Regions from separate parts of the Homo sapiens genome. Here regions 1 and 3 are each linked to region 2. Evidence: chromatin contacts called from ENCODE Hi-C or POLR2A ChIA-PET data. All regions are on one chromosome and are shown on one strand. The core of a region is the stretch at or near the end of the contact, and the rest is flanking DNA. Distances in the headings are between cores, read along the strand shown.

Region 1 (3,753 bases), core at 791-3,290, 53 kb after region 2:
TGGCTACATAAAAATGTACACTTCTACTTACTTCTAACCTTATAAATTCTAAAAGAAAAAACACAAATGGTAAAACACATATGAAAAAACTGTTTAATCTGAACAGTGCAAAAAATGCTAACAATAACACTAATGAACAATTTTTCACACTGCAAATCACCACAGATTAAGAAGACTGACATTTTTAGTGTGATGAAGACAAGTTCCTTCCAGCTTTTGGGAAGGCAGAGTGGCACTCTGTGTCAAAATGTAAACTGACCATACCCCTTCACCCACCAAATCTATTTCTAGAAATTCACCCACAAAAGACAATCACATAAATGTTCAAAGATCTATCTATTGAAGCAGTTTTCAAAAGAGTGAAGATTAGGAAAGACTTATCCACTAATAATGGATAGGGTAAATAAACAGGTACATTCACAAAAATGACTACTGCTACAGTCACTGAAAATGTAAGGATGCTGGAGAAAGTCACATAATAAAGAAAATCAGTGCCACTATAATTCATGATCACTGCTCCCAAATGGGTCCTCAATTCCCTTTCTCTAACCGCAGACTCACAGGCCCTTCTGCTGATGTGATATAAGCTCTCCTATCAGCAATAAACAGGAATGAAGTATTGATACATGCTACAACATGGATGAACCTTAAAAACAGCATGCAAAGTCAAAGACCAGACACAAAGGACCATATATTATATGATTCTATTTACATGGAATATCCCAAATAGGAAAATCTATAAAGACAGTAGATTAGTGGTTGCAGACTTGGGATGGAGGTAGTAGGGGGTGACAGCTGGTAATGAAAATACTCTAAACATGACTGTGGTGATGGATGCATATTCAACTCTATGCATGTAGTAGTATATTCAACTCTGTGAATATAATACAAGCCACTGAATTGTACACTTTAAATGAGTGCATTGTATGGCATTTAAATTCTCTCAATAAAGCTGTTAAAAACCAAAAGCTCTCCCATATGTGGAATGTTTGCGTGACCCCTGCCACCTGAGTACCCTCATGCTTACAGCTAAACATGCCTATGTGTTATTCTAATGTGTGTGAGTTTCACCACTGGCATGCAACAAATCAGCTCTATATTCATTTGTTACTCCACCTTTCTAAAAAGCTATCTGACATATTGACAGTACATAATGACAGCTAAAATTTCTTATCCTTTAATTCAGAGGTGATCTTTTTGAAACCTTTAATAAGGAAATACAAAAACTAAATCTGTCACCCAAACTGGAGTTCAGTGGCACAATCACTGCTCACTTCAGCCTCAACCTCTCTGGGCTCAAATGATCCTCCCACCTCAGTCTCCCAAGTAGCTGAGACTACAGGCACACGCCACCACACCTAGCTAATTTTTGTAGAGACAGGGTTTTGCCATGTTCCTCAGGCTGGTCTCAAAACTCTGAGATGGGCTCAAGTGATCTGCCCATCTCGGCCTCCCAACATGCTGGGATTACACGGATGAGCCACCATGCTCAGCCAATAATTTTTATAATTGGAAAAAACTGCAAAAAATCTAAATGTTTAACAGTAGAAGAATCAATAAACCATAATATGCCCATACAAGAGATAGCAAAAAGACATTAAAATGTTTTCAAAGAATATGAACTATAGAGTGTTCATGATGTATAAGTGAATAAAGCAGAACATAAAAGTGTATATATAATGTGATCCCTTTTATGTATATTATACATTTCTACAACAACATGGATGTGGGAGCACCTACTGCCTTCTCTGAATACCATCCCTTTCCTTGAGAGCCACTGTCTTGGTGTAATGTGACCACACTGCCTAGTCTCAGGAGCAGGGGCTAATCTGGGGATGGGGTGGGCTAATGACAGGCTCTTTCCCAGAAATCTCAGCCATGAGATTCAACTTGGTTGCTCTCCTAAACGGAGATCTTAACCCTAGGGCCGGTTTGCAAGTCGGCTGCAGTTAGCTGTTATCTAAGGAATGCTGGGAATGCTGGTAGGGGCTAGGCCCACGGGGCAGCTCTGACTCCTCCCCATAGTCCCAGTGCTTAAATTCCAAGGTACTTAGCTTTTGCTGAAATGCTGGGGCAGGAAGTCTCCCAGAATGCAGTGGCTGTGAACAGCAAGGCTAATCCCATGGGAATGGTGGCTGTGTCTACCTGTGCCAGCAGTTCCCTGTAGCATCTTCTTGTTGAACCCACTCCAGTCACAGGAAATAATCAGAGAGCTGATTATGCTATGCAAACAACCAGGGGTTGTGGCAGTCTACAATTTCCAACCACTTGTCTAAAGCGTGATTCAGAGGGGCAGCAACCAGTCCTGGTCACCACAAGCTGTTACACTTTCTGCAGGCTGGGTATGCAAAATTTACCTTTCTTTCAGAATATACTGTATAATTTTACTTGGAATTCTTATTCTACTCTCACAGCATGTTCCAGATGTCACACAGCATGAGGAAGCAAGTGCTCTCCAGCCCAGGATCTGATAGCACCCACATCTTTGAGGACTGAGGACAGAGGGCATCAGGAAGCCCTGACAACTCTGGCACATCTGCCACCAGGTGTGTGGTGAGGTCATGAGGGCAGACACTCAGGCGCTACTCCTCTTCTTCTCCTGGTTACTCAAGAAAGCTACTCAGTACTTCCATACCTGAGTTTCCTCATCTTCAAAAGGGAGGTTACACCCTCTAAGCCGTGGCATTCACCAAGAGGCTGGGACATTATTCTTAGAAATACACAAATACACGCACCCTTTTTTCTAGTATGGGCTGTTCTTAAAGGTATGTGTCACACTGAGTCAGCAGGCTCCTGGGTCCATAGGCAGGTCAGCAGTCTCTGACACATTCTCCTTCAGCTCTTCTGACAGGTAGACCTTCCATTTTTACAGCTTTATGGAAGGATATTTCACAGACCATAAAATTCAACACTGAAAGGGTAAAGTTCAACGCTTTTCATTATTGACACAAGCAGATCTTGACTGTCACAGAGAGAAAGATAAAAAACATATTAGCTCCTTTCTCTAGTGGCCTGCATCCTCTGTTCCCTGCCATCTCTTAATCTTTCCCTCCAATAATGTTTGCCTGGGCATCCCCTCTAACCCACAGCCACTTTCAGACCCCTCAGCAGCACCTCCTGGTGGCCAGCAAGCCTTGGAGGGAGGGAGCCGCCAGCTAGTGCAGCAGTTAGCTCACCATGCCAGGACCCACACTCCCCCCAGTGGAATAAGCTCTATGCTCAGACAACAGACTTAATGAAAACCAAAGAAACAAGGATAAAAATGAGGTGAAAGAAATAGAAGTGTTTTTGTGAACTTTTAAAGTACAGTAAATAAGTCTAGAGTTTATAAGCAAAAGCTGATATTTTTTTAAAAGAGCTTTACTGCATAATCTTTATCCTTATTCCCACAAGCAGTCAAAAATCCCACAACCACATGAACCTATCAAATAGTAAAGAAGCATTTGGGAACAAGAGCTAGGCGCAGAAGCTCACACTTGCAATCTTAGCACTTTGGGAGACCGAGGCAGGTGGATCACCTGAGGTCAGGAGTTCAAGACCAGTCTGGCCGACATGGTGAAACCGTCTCTACAAAAAAATGCAACAAATTAACCGGACATAGTGGAGCATGCCTGTAATCTCAGCTACTCGGGAGGCTGAGGCAGGAGAATTGCTTGAACCCGGGAGGTGGAGGATGCAGTGAGCCAAGACTGCGCCATTGCACTCCAGCCTGGGTAACAAGAGCAAAACTCCATTTCAGAAAAAAAAAAAAAA
Region 2 (3,738 bases), core at 325-2,824:
TGGCCAGACTGGTCTCGAACTCCTGACCTCAGGCAATCCACCACCCCGCCCCCCACCGCCCAGCCTCCCAAAGTGCTGGGATTACAGGCGTGAGCCACTGTGCCTGTCCCTTTCCTCTTTCTAATATCACATTTATATAGCCCAGAGCAGAGGCTCAAAATAACATTAGATGGATGAACAAATAAATTACTGAATGTGTAAATCAGATAAACTAGCTAGCTAGAAGTACTAGTGGGCAGGTTAAAGACAGGATGGAATCATAGGTAAATGGTTAAGAAAAAAAAGAGAAAGGGATCCAAGAGTTTAGAATAGTTTTCTAATAAATTTAAGGTTAGTCCTGTGTGTAAAAACTATCTTTATATTAAGTATGCAAAATTATCTTATAATACACAGAGGAACCGGAGCAGACAATAATGAATGTCAGGCATTTAGCAAGCTGGGTTAGATTTGATGAAACCGAAAACTCTTAAGCTTGGAAACTAGCTTGTTAAATAACAATGTTCCTGTAAACAGGCAGGCTAGATTTATTGTGCCCCTGGGAAATTCTCTGGAATGAACACAGAAAATGCTTCTGTTGATTAGCCTTTTTAGCTTGCGGGTGAGTGTTGACCTAAAAGGGAAAGGCTTGCCCTCCAGATTTTACATAATGTGCCCTTATCAATTCCTGTCAGGAGAACTGTCCCTGCAGGGATGTTAGGAAGACTAACGATTCTGCCTCAGTAACACAACCTGTGCTCCCAGGAGCCTGCTGCGAAACAGCAGCTTATCTCTTACACCTGCTTATGGACTAGAAAGACCAATTTTAAACAGAGGGCCAATGCAAAGAGAAGAGAAGATAAAGGACATTAATAAAGCTAACAAGTTGATTGATATATTCAAAGAGAGGAAACCGAGGCCGAGCATGTGTGATCACTGGCCCAAGGTCACGAGGGAACTGGCGGCCAGCCCCAGGACACAGAGGGCTTCCCTCCTCCAGCCACCTCCTCAACGCTAGCTGGAGAGCAGGGAGGAGGCATTTCCCAGAGGCAAGCTCTGAATACTCCGCTGTGTTCTCACTGGACAAAGGAAAGGAAAGATACTCCTCTAAAGACGGCACTGAACACTCACTTAGAGACGGTAACAGAAGCCTCTGTCAGCAACTCAAGGCTCATTTAACCAACTTTTGGGATATTACCCACACAGTCCTAAAAACGTATGCAAAGCAGGAAGTGAGATAAAAGAGACCTCAAAAATTCTGAGAGTAACTATAAAATTAGACATATTAATAAACGTGCAAACGTTATAAAATGGGAAAATATATACAGTTGGTTTTTCCGGCTGTGGTAGCTAATCAAAAATGACATCTCCTTCCAGCTCCCCTCACTCCCACCATGCCCTCGTGGGCAAAACCTGCTATGATTTGCCCGTGTAGCCCCCTCTCTGTGAACGTAGGAGAAGCGAAGCCATTGGCTTTCTGAGACTTGCTCATCAGAAGCCTTGCTGCTGCCACCTGCGCCTCTGGGAAAGCTTGCCGTGGGAGAGGCGCAACCGCCTGGAGAGGCCTTCCTATGAGGAAGTGCGTTAGTCACGTAGGAGACGGCCCCAGCTGGCCCGGCCACCCAGCTGAGGCGCCAAGCTGCACGTGAAAAAGCCGTCTTGGGCATACAGCCCCACTGGGCATTCCCGTGAGTCCAGCCCTAACGTCATCGGACTGCAGCCCCAAGAGAGACCCGAGGGAGAACTGCCCACTCACAGAACCAAGAGGGAGAATGATCAACAATCCACAAAGTTTCTTGCAAAGCAACAGATAACTGAACCATTGGCTAGCCAAGCTGTACAAAAGCATTAAAATAGATTTATTGCCATAAGACATGAGAAGTATAAACAAAAAAAAGTTACTAAACAATTACAGAGCGCCTATGCCTCTTCTTTGAATGGAAGGCCTTAGAAATACTTCCATATTTTCTGAGGTATTTTGAAGGAGTACAGGTCTGAACACACAGCACACAGCTGTCAGAAGGAAGGCCAGGCATTTACACAGGGTGGGCTGTGGAAGAAGAAACCTCGTAGGCAGCGGGGGACACAATGGTGACTGCAGGAAGGCCTATGAGGCTGTCAGCTGGAAGACTCCTTGATACCATTTCATTACCAGTCCAAAACACAGTCAGCTCTGCTTGTTTTTTCTCTTACAAACTCTAGTATGCTGTAGGGTTAGAGAGGTACTTATATTGTAAGCATACATGTGCAAATAACTGTGCTAGATTATGTGGCAACCTGATTTTCCCTAGATTTGTCATCTTATATTTCAATCAGACATGATGATGAAGAGCCTTGAACTCAAATTCAAATTTAAAACAAAGATGAAAGCACAGACTAGAACAGAAAATCAAAAACACAATTCAAGGATAGTATAACAAAAACATATTTCAGATACTGAAGAAAGCTGGTCCTTTGCAATAGACCATGTTCCACGGAGGTCTGCCCTCTGACAAGCCGAGGGCCTTAAGGCACATAACCTCTTTGAGACTTGAGATCTTCAGAATTGTTTTGAAACTATTTCTTCATTGGGAAGAAAAAATGGTTCTGTGATCCTCAATGGTGGTGAAGTTCTAGGTAAGAGCTTTAAGCGAAACGATGGAAAAAAGCAAGAACTAGGAGCTGGTACGTTAGAAGCATCTACTGCATTCAAACCCTGCATTAGGCCCCTTCATACAAACCTCCTTTAGTCCTCGTCATGGCCCTGCACCAAGGGCTTGGTGTCCCCTCTTTGGAGAAGCCACCACACAGAAAGGTCCAGTCACCAGCAAGAGGTCGTGCGGCACGTCCACTCTGAGTGAGTCTCACAGGGGATCTCAAATGCCCTCTTTCACTCTGCAAGGTATTACCTGCACTGTGGGCTCAGCATTCCAGAGATACGCATGGGAATAGGGCCAGGTCCCTGCCTCCAAGAGCTGACAGAAGGCTGGAACAAACACACATGTGCACGCACCATTCATTTCCACAGAAAGTCATTTTTGGATTCAAAGCTGCGTTTGAAATGGGTCTTGCAGGATGAATGGGATTTCACAGATGAAAACTGGTAGAAGAAAACTGCATAGGCTCATGGATTCATTCAGCAAGCACACACACAAAGGCCTGCTGTGGGTGAAGGGCAAATTCTGTCCCTGAAGGGCAGAGTGAGTGCTGGGAGCTTCAAGCATTTCTTTTGAGGTCCGTTTAGCAAAAGAATTTCTTATTAAATAGACAACTCACTTTATATTTTGTCACATACACTAAACACTTGTGGGAAATTCTCTCTGCCATTCAGATTTTAAAAAATTGATTCTGGATATTAGCTGTTCCCAAATTCAAAGGCGACATCCCTCACAGCAAAAACCTAACACAGGTCCTGGAAACCGACAAGGCCCTGCTGCAGGAGCTCACACTCCTGCGGTCCCTACTCCCAGGGATCAAGCCTGGCTGCTACAACTCTGTGTGCAAGAGCAAACTGTTTCTTGTGATGAGTCAGTTTCTTTTTTGAATCAAAACAGAAATGTTAAGAAAATATGGAGAGCTATTCTTTTATGATCAAGACAATTTTTGCTATGCTTTATATTCTTTTACAGTTTCCTATTTTAATATTCTCATCTGGTAGATTTCAAGCACTGACCTCTCCCTTTCTTTCAACAAGGGTATAAGAAGACAGACTCCACTTGCTCAGACTAGGCATGGGGCTTTATGGCCTTTGGGATTTCTTAGGGGAGACTTGAGACTTGAGAG
Region 3 (4,352 bases), core at 1,588-4,087, 49 kb before region 2:
ATCATGTAGGTTTTCTTATCAATATGTCAAGTTTTCTACAATACAACACTAGAAGACACTGACTTGGGGAAAATTAGTAAATTCTACAACAGTGACTGTCTCCATCCAGAAAATACATTGTTTCATCTCGTTTATTCAGATCTCACTTTATGTCCTTCATTAAGATTCCAGTAGCTCACCAATATTTGTTATATTTATTTCTAGGTAGTCTTTTTAGAGAAACATTTAGTAGTATATATCAGAATTTAAACTGCACATAGCCTTTGCCTCGGTAATTCCATTTTTAAGAATCTGATATACAGTAATATATGTGTACAGATATAAAAAGGCTACTATTCCAAGAACAAAATCCTGGAAACAAATGTCTATCAAGAAAGCAAAGATAATCTAAACAGCAGCATATTCATAGGATGACAAACTATTCAACCATTATAAAGAAAACCGAATCAAAAGCACTGGCTTATTAGACAAGAGTTTCCCAAACTATCATGCTAAAACAGTAACAGCGAGCTTCCAAATTAATGTTGCCTTTTTTTTTTTTTTTTTCCAAACTGAAAGGAGGGTGGGGAAAACAAACGCATCATATGTAAAGCACTGAGTCCAGCCTGGCTCTTAGTAAGCATTTTAATCACCTTCAAAAATTAAATGTGACTTACGGAAACAGGTCACTGAATATTATTTCATTTCACTTATTCATTTATGGCCTGTTTTGCTCTATATAAAATTCTGAAGTGGCTCCATAATACAGCATCTTAAAAAAAAGCTTTCAACTTGCCCTTTACTCGCAAATGTTTACAATGCAAAAAAGTCCCTACAACGTAATATTTAACGAGTGATGCTTTTCAATATGCCATACAAATCTCAATACTATAATTCAGGAGAAGTACTCCTCCTACCTTACTGTGGCAATCCATTGAAAACGTATTTCTCTCCATACTTGAAATAACCTCTTAAAAAGTGTGTTGTCTTGCATATTAAGTACCAGAGATCACACTTCAGGAACAAAGTGACATTCTGTGTAATACGGAAACAAAGCCTTTCCTCCTAGGAAAGAAAGCCCCAGAAAAGACAAATAATGGGAGCTTATTTTAAAACCAAAGCAAAATGTTGCCTTTTATCCTAAATCTCTGGATCAAGTTTTACCTTTAGATTGTTCTTCCTCAATGTAAGGTCAAAAGGTGCAAGTTAAATTTTTCTTAAACGAAGAATACTATATCCCTTAAAACAATCTATTCATTAATAAGTGTAACCGCTAGCTTCTCCCAGCCAGCAAACAAGCTTCTGTGAGAGTTCAAAAGTTTCAGAGGCATAGTATTCCTGCTCCCAGATGTTACGGGTAAGCATTTCAAACAAAAATACACACAGAAAACCACTACCTGCCCAAGTATCTCGATACTATTTGAAGTAATGAATTGATATTCTTTAAAGGGGAGATTTTTTACTCCTCACATTTCTGTATTCCTTTGTTTGAAATAACAAGTACTATTTTATGATGAAAAAATTAATATACAAAATGGGAGGAGCATCCTAGCTGTTTTTCAGGAACTTTGGCTTTTTAATGTAATACACAAGTTAGTTTCAAAGCAATGGGAAAATGCAATAATATTTCAGAGCACATAGGAAAAGTAACAGGAAAAACGTTACTTTTTTCGGCTGAACTCACCGGCCTTTACTAATTTTTAAGTGCTCATCTTATTGTCCATTCGTAGGAATACTTTGTATTACTTGTGAAAGTTTAATTCAAGTTAAATTATTAAATGTTAAAGAGGTTATTTTCAAAGTTACCTTAAATAAGTAATACAGCATGAAAGAAAACCCGACCTACTACGCCTCACAGGCTGAGTGGAGTGTTTTGCAGTCTCAAAGCCTTATCGCTGGCGTGCGCATACCGCAGGGAGTGACATCAGATCGAAACTACAGGGTTTCGCCGGGGACCAACCACTCCTCCAAAGACAGCAGCTCCCGGCCAGCAGGAGGTGGCACCCCAAGCCCCGACCCGCTGAGAGCCGGCTTCCAGCCCCCGAACCCTCACTGGAGCCGAGTTTCTCCGCGAGGGACCTGTTGCGTGTCCCCGCCCTCAGCGAGCCGCAGCCAGGCACAGGCGCCGGCAGCTATGCACCTGCCCAGTACGGCGGCCGGGCGCCCGCAGCCCCCTCCCCGGCCGCCCCCAGTGCGGCCCGCGCCGCCCCCGCCCGAGGGGCTCCCCGCGGCCCGCGGCCCGCGGCCCGCGGCCCCGCGCCAGCCCTGCCCACCCCGCCGCCCCGGGGCCCAGACAGCCGCCAGCGAGGGAGGGCGGGACGCGGGCCAGATGCCGGTGGGCGGGCGGCGACGGTCGGCCCGGTCTGGCCCTGGCGGCCGCGGAGGCGCTCACCTTGGCGGCCGCAGCTCTGGCGGACATCTTGTCTCTCTCCAGCGCCGCGCGAGGCTCCTCGGACCCGAAACTCCGCGGCGCTGGCCCGCCCGCTCCTCACGCCACAGCCCAAATAAACATCTCCCGAGAGCGAGCGGGGCACGGGCGGGGGCGGCCGGAAGGGCCCGGCCCAGGGGGAGGGAATTCAACTCGGACAAAAGTCCGGGAAGCGCCCGCCCCGCCCGGGTCTTCTCCACGGGGCGCGCCCGACCGGCACCTCCCTCCGAGCGCGGCCACCCACTCGGCCTCCCGCAGCTTTCGCAGCCCGGCCACGTCGGCCTCGCCCGGTCGCCCGCCCGTCAGCAGCACCCGTGGCCTCCCGGCGTCTCCTCGGAAGCCGGCTTCGCCACGTAACTTCCCGGGAACCGGCGGCCGCCAAGGAACGCGGCGTCCGCTGGCTCAGCCGGCGCCGGCAACTCAGCGGCCACGCAAACCTGCCGGCCCGGCCCACTGAGCATGCCCGGCCCGGCGGGGGCGGGGCTGGACGAGGCGAGGCGAGGCGAGGCGGGGAGGGGGCGGGGCCGCGGCGGGGGAGGGGGCGGGACGAGCGGCCGGGGTCCCGACCCCAAGCGCGGAAGGAAAAGCCGGGTAACCCAAGTAACTTGGAAGACAGTTTCCGCTGCCGTGCGAGTCTTCCTGTTTGTTTTTATCCAAGGTCTGGCAGAATTCGCCCCCAAGGAGAAAGCGCCTGTGCACCAAAGCTTTCCTTAAGAGACTTGTCCACTTGCTCCTCGACAAGCCACGCACATCATGGGGTGAGCCCCATGCATGAGTGCGGCTGGAAAGGCCGGCAGAGCCGATACCCGACAGTTGTTTCCTTCACTGGGCAAACAGCATGGTCACGGCTGTCACCGCGTGCCTCGGCGTTGTTCCCACGGAAGGCGGAATGCATTTTCTGCAAGGCGCGTCATGGCTTTCATCTCCGAGGAGCTCCGGCAGGGTCAGAAGCGTTGCTCTCGTTCACCGGCGCCGACTGCCAAGGCTGAAACTGGTGATGAGGTCATGGGCACCCGGAGGCAGCAGCCTGAGAAACACCCTAGAGACCTGTGACATCTCGGCCCACACCCCACATTAGACCTCAAGATATATCCAAAGTCTCTTTCCCGCCCATCTAGACAGGAATCTTGAAAAGTTTATTTTTGGCCATCAAGATTGCTGAAATTCTTGTTGACCGAACGGGTCAAGCTGCCCTGCATTCCAATGCTGTCCCTCCAACTCAAAGTTGGGCAGAAAAGGGTGTAAACACGTGCAGTCCATGGTCCAGTTTAATCAGCCACTACACAAACTTCCCACAATGTTGACGGCTTTGCTAAACACCAAGGAACATGGTAAGAAACCAATCCTAGACTCACTAATCTACACTTGTAAATGTAAAGGTCTTCAAAAAATGCCAGAAATCCTTAGTAACATCAATGATAACATCTTTAAAGTATCTGGTATAGTGCCACAACCGGCACAGAAGAAATGGAAGAAATCATAAACATCAGGCTTTAGACAATGGTTTTCTCTTTAGAATTCAACTGTATGAAAAGAACAAATTTAACAAAGAAGTATGTGTAGGTGATACATAAGTATCAATTAAGGCTTCGAAGTGCCACACATCTTGCAACCCAAAGCTGTCTGAACCAGAAAAGAGCCTTCTGCAAACCAAACCCTTATTCCTTTTTGTTCTTCATAAAAATGGTTGAAGTCATTTTTGTTTTAAAGTCATGTTGTAATTGTTTTGCTTTTGGACAAAGTATTATTTATTCTTTTAAGAATTGTGGGCCAGGCGTGGTGGCTCACGCCTGTAATCCCAGCACTTTGGGAGGCCGAGGCGAGCGGATCACGAGGTCAGGAGTTTGAGACCAGCCTGGCCAATATGGTGAAACTCCGTCTTTATTAAAAATACAAAAATTAGCCTGGTGTGGCGCGTGCCTGTAGTCCCAGCTACTCGGGAGGC

Evidence for each region. A loop is a pair of places that touch in the nucleus more often than their neighbours do. ChIA-PET counts read pairs that join two places held with the same protein, here RNA polymerase II (POLR2A). Pooled maps may share reads with other maps.
Region 1: a loop to region 2 is called in a map of heart right ventricle, with 1.9 times the contacts of the local background. The contact joins two enhancer-like sites. A Hi-C loop is called at or near these places in 17 of 168 maps with a recorded cell type or tissue (Caco-2, IMR-90, Right ventricle myocardium inferior and 8 more), 1 of 37 single-sample maps with no recorded cell type and 12 of 50 pooled maps. POLR2A ChIA-PET finds 5 or more read pairs at or near these places in 7 of 52 experiments (AG04450, Caco-2, HEK293T and 3 more).
Region 3: a map of ovary shows a loop between it and region 2 (10-fold over the local background). The contact joins the promoter of TJP1 here to the enhancer-like site in region 2. A Hi-C loop is called at or near these places in 37 of 168 maps with a recorded cell type or tissue (Caco-2, IMR-90, Right ventricle myocardium inferior and 20 more) and 26 of 50 pooled maps. POLR2A ChIA-PET finds 5 or more read pairs at or near these places in 7 of 52 experiments (AG04450, BJ, HEK293T and 2 more).

Annotation. Positions count from the first base shown.
Region 1 is chr15:29,922,876-29,926,628 of GRCh38, forward strand. It overlaps a transcript of TJP1 not described here. Among named protein-coding and RNA genes, the nearest start is that of TJP1, 100 kb to the left of the region's middle. RefSeq lists an enhancer at 879-1,428 and a silencer at 3,011-3,305. Within about 2 kb of position 2,041, at least 11 of the 41 ENCODE cell types and tissues checked have a DNase peak (open chromatin) inside an H3K27ac peak, as active enhancers do; they include heart right ventricle, where a contact is called at or near this core.
Region 2 is chr15:29,870,031-29,873,768 of GRCh38, forward strand. It overlaps a transcript of TJP1 not described here. Among named protein-coding and RNA genes, the nearest start is that of TJP1, 49 kb to the left of the region's middle. RefSeq lists enhancers at 2,376-2,877, 2,878-3,377. Within about 2 kb of position 1,575, at least 15 of the 41 ENCODE cell types and tissues checked have a DNase peak (open chromatin) inside an H3K27ac peak, as active enhancers do; they include adrenal gland, ascending aorta, dorsolateral prefrontal cortex and 8 more, where a contact is called at or near this core.
Region 3 is chr15:29,819,631-29,823,982 of GRCh38, forward strand. TJP1 (tight junction protein 1) reads right to left here and starts at 2,838. Exons shown (of 28, transcript NM_001330239.4): 1 at 2,372-2,838. The coding sequence starts at 2,398.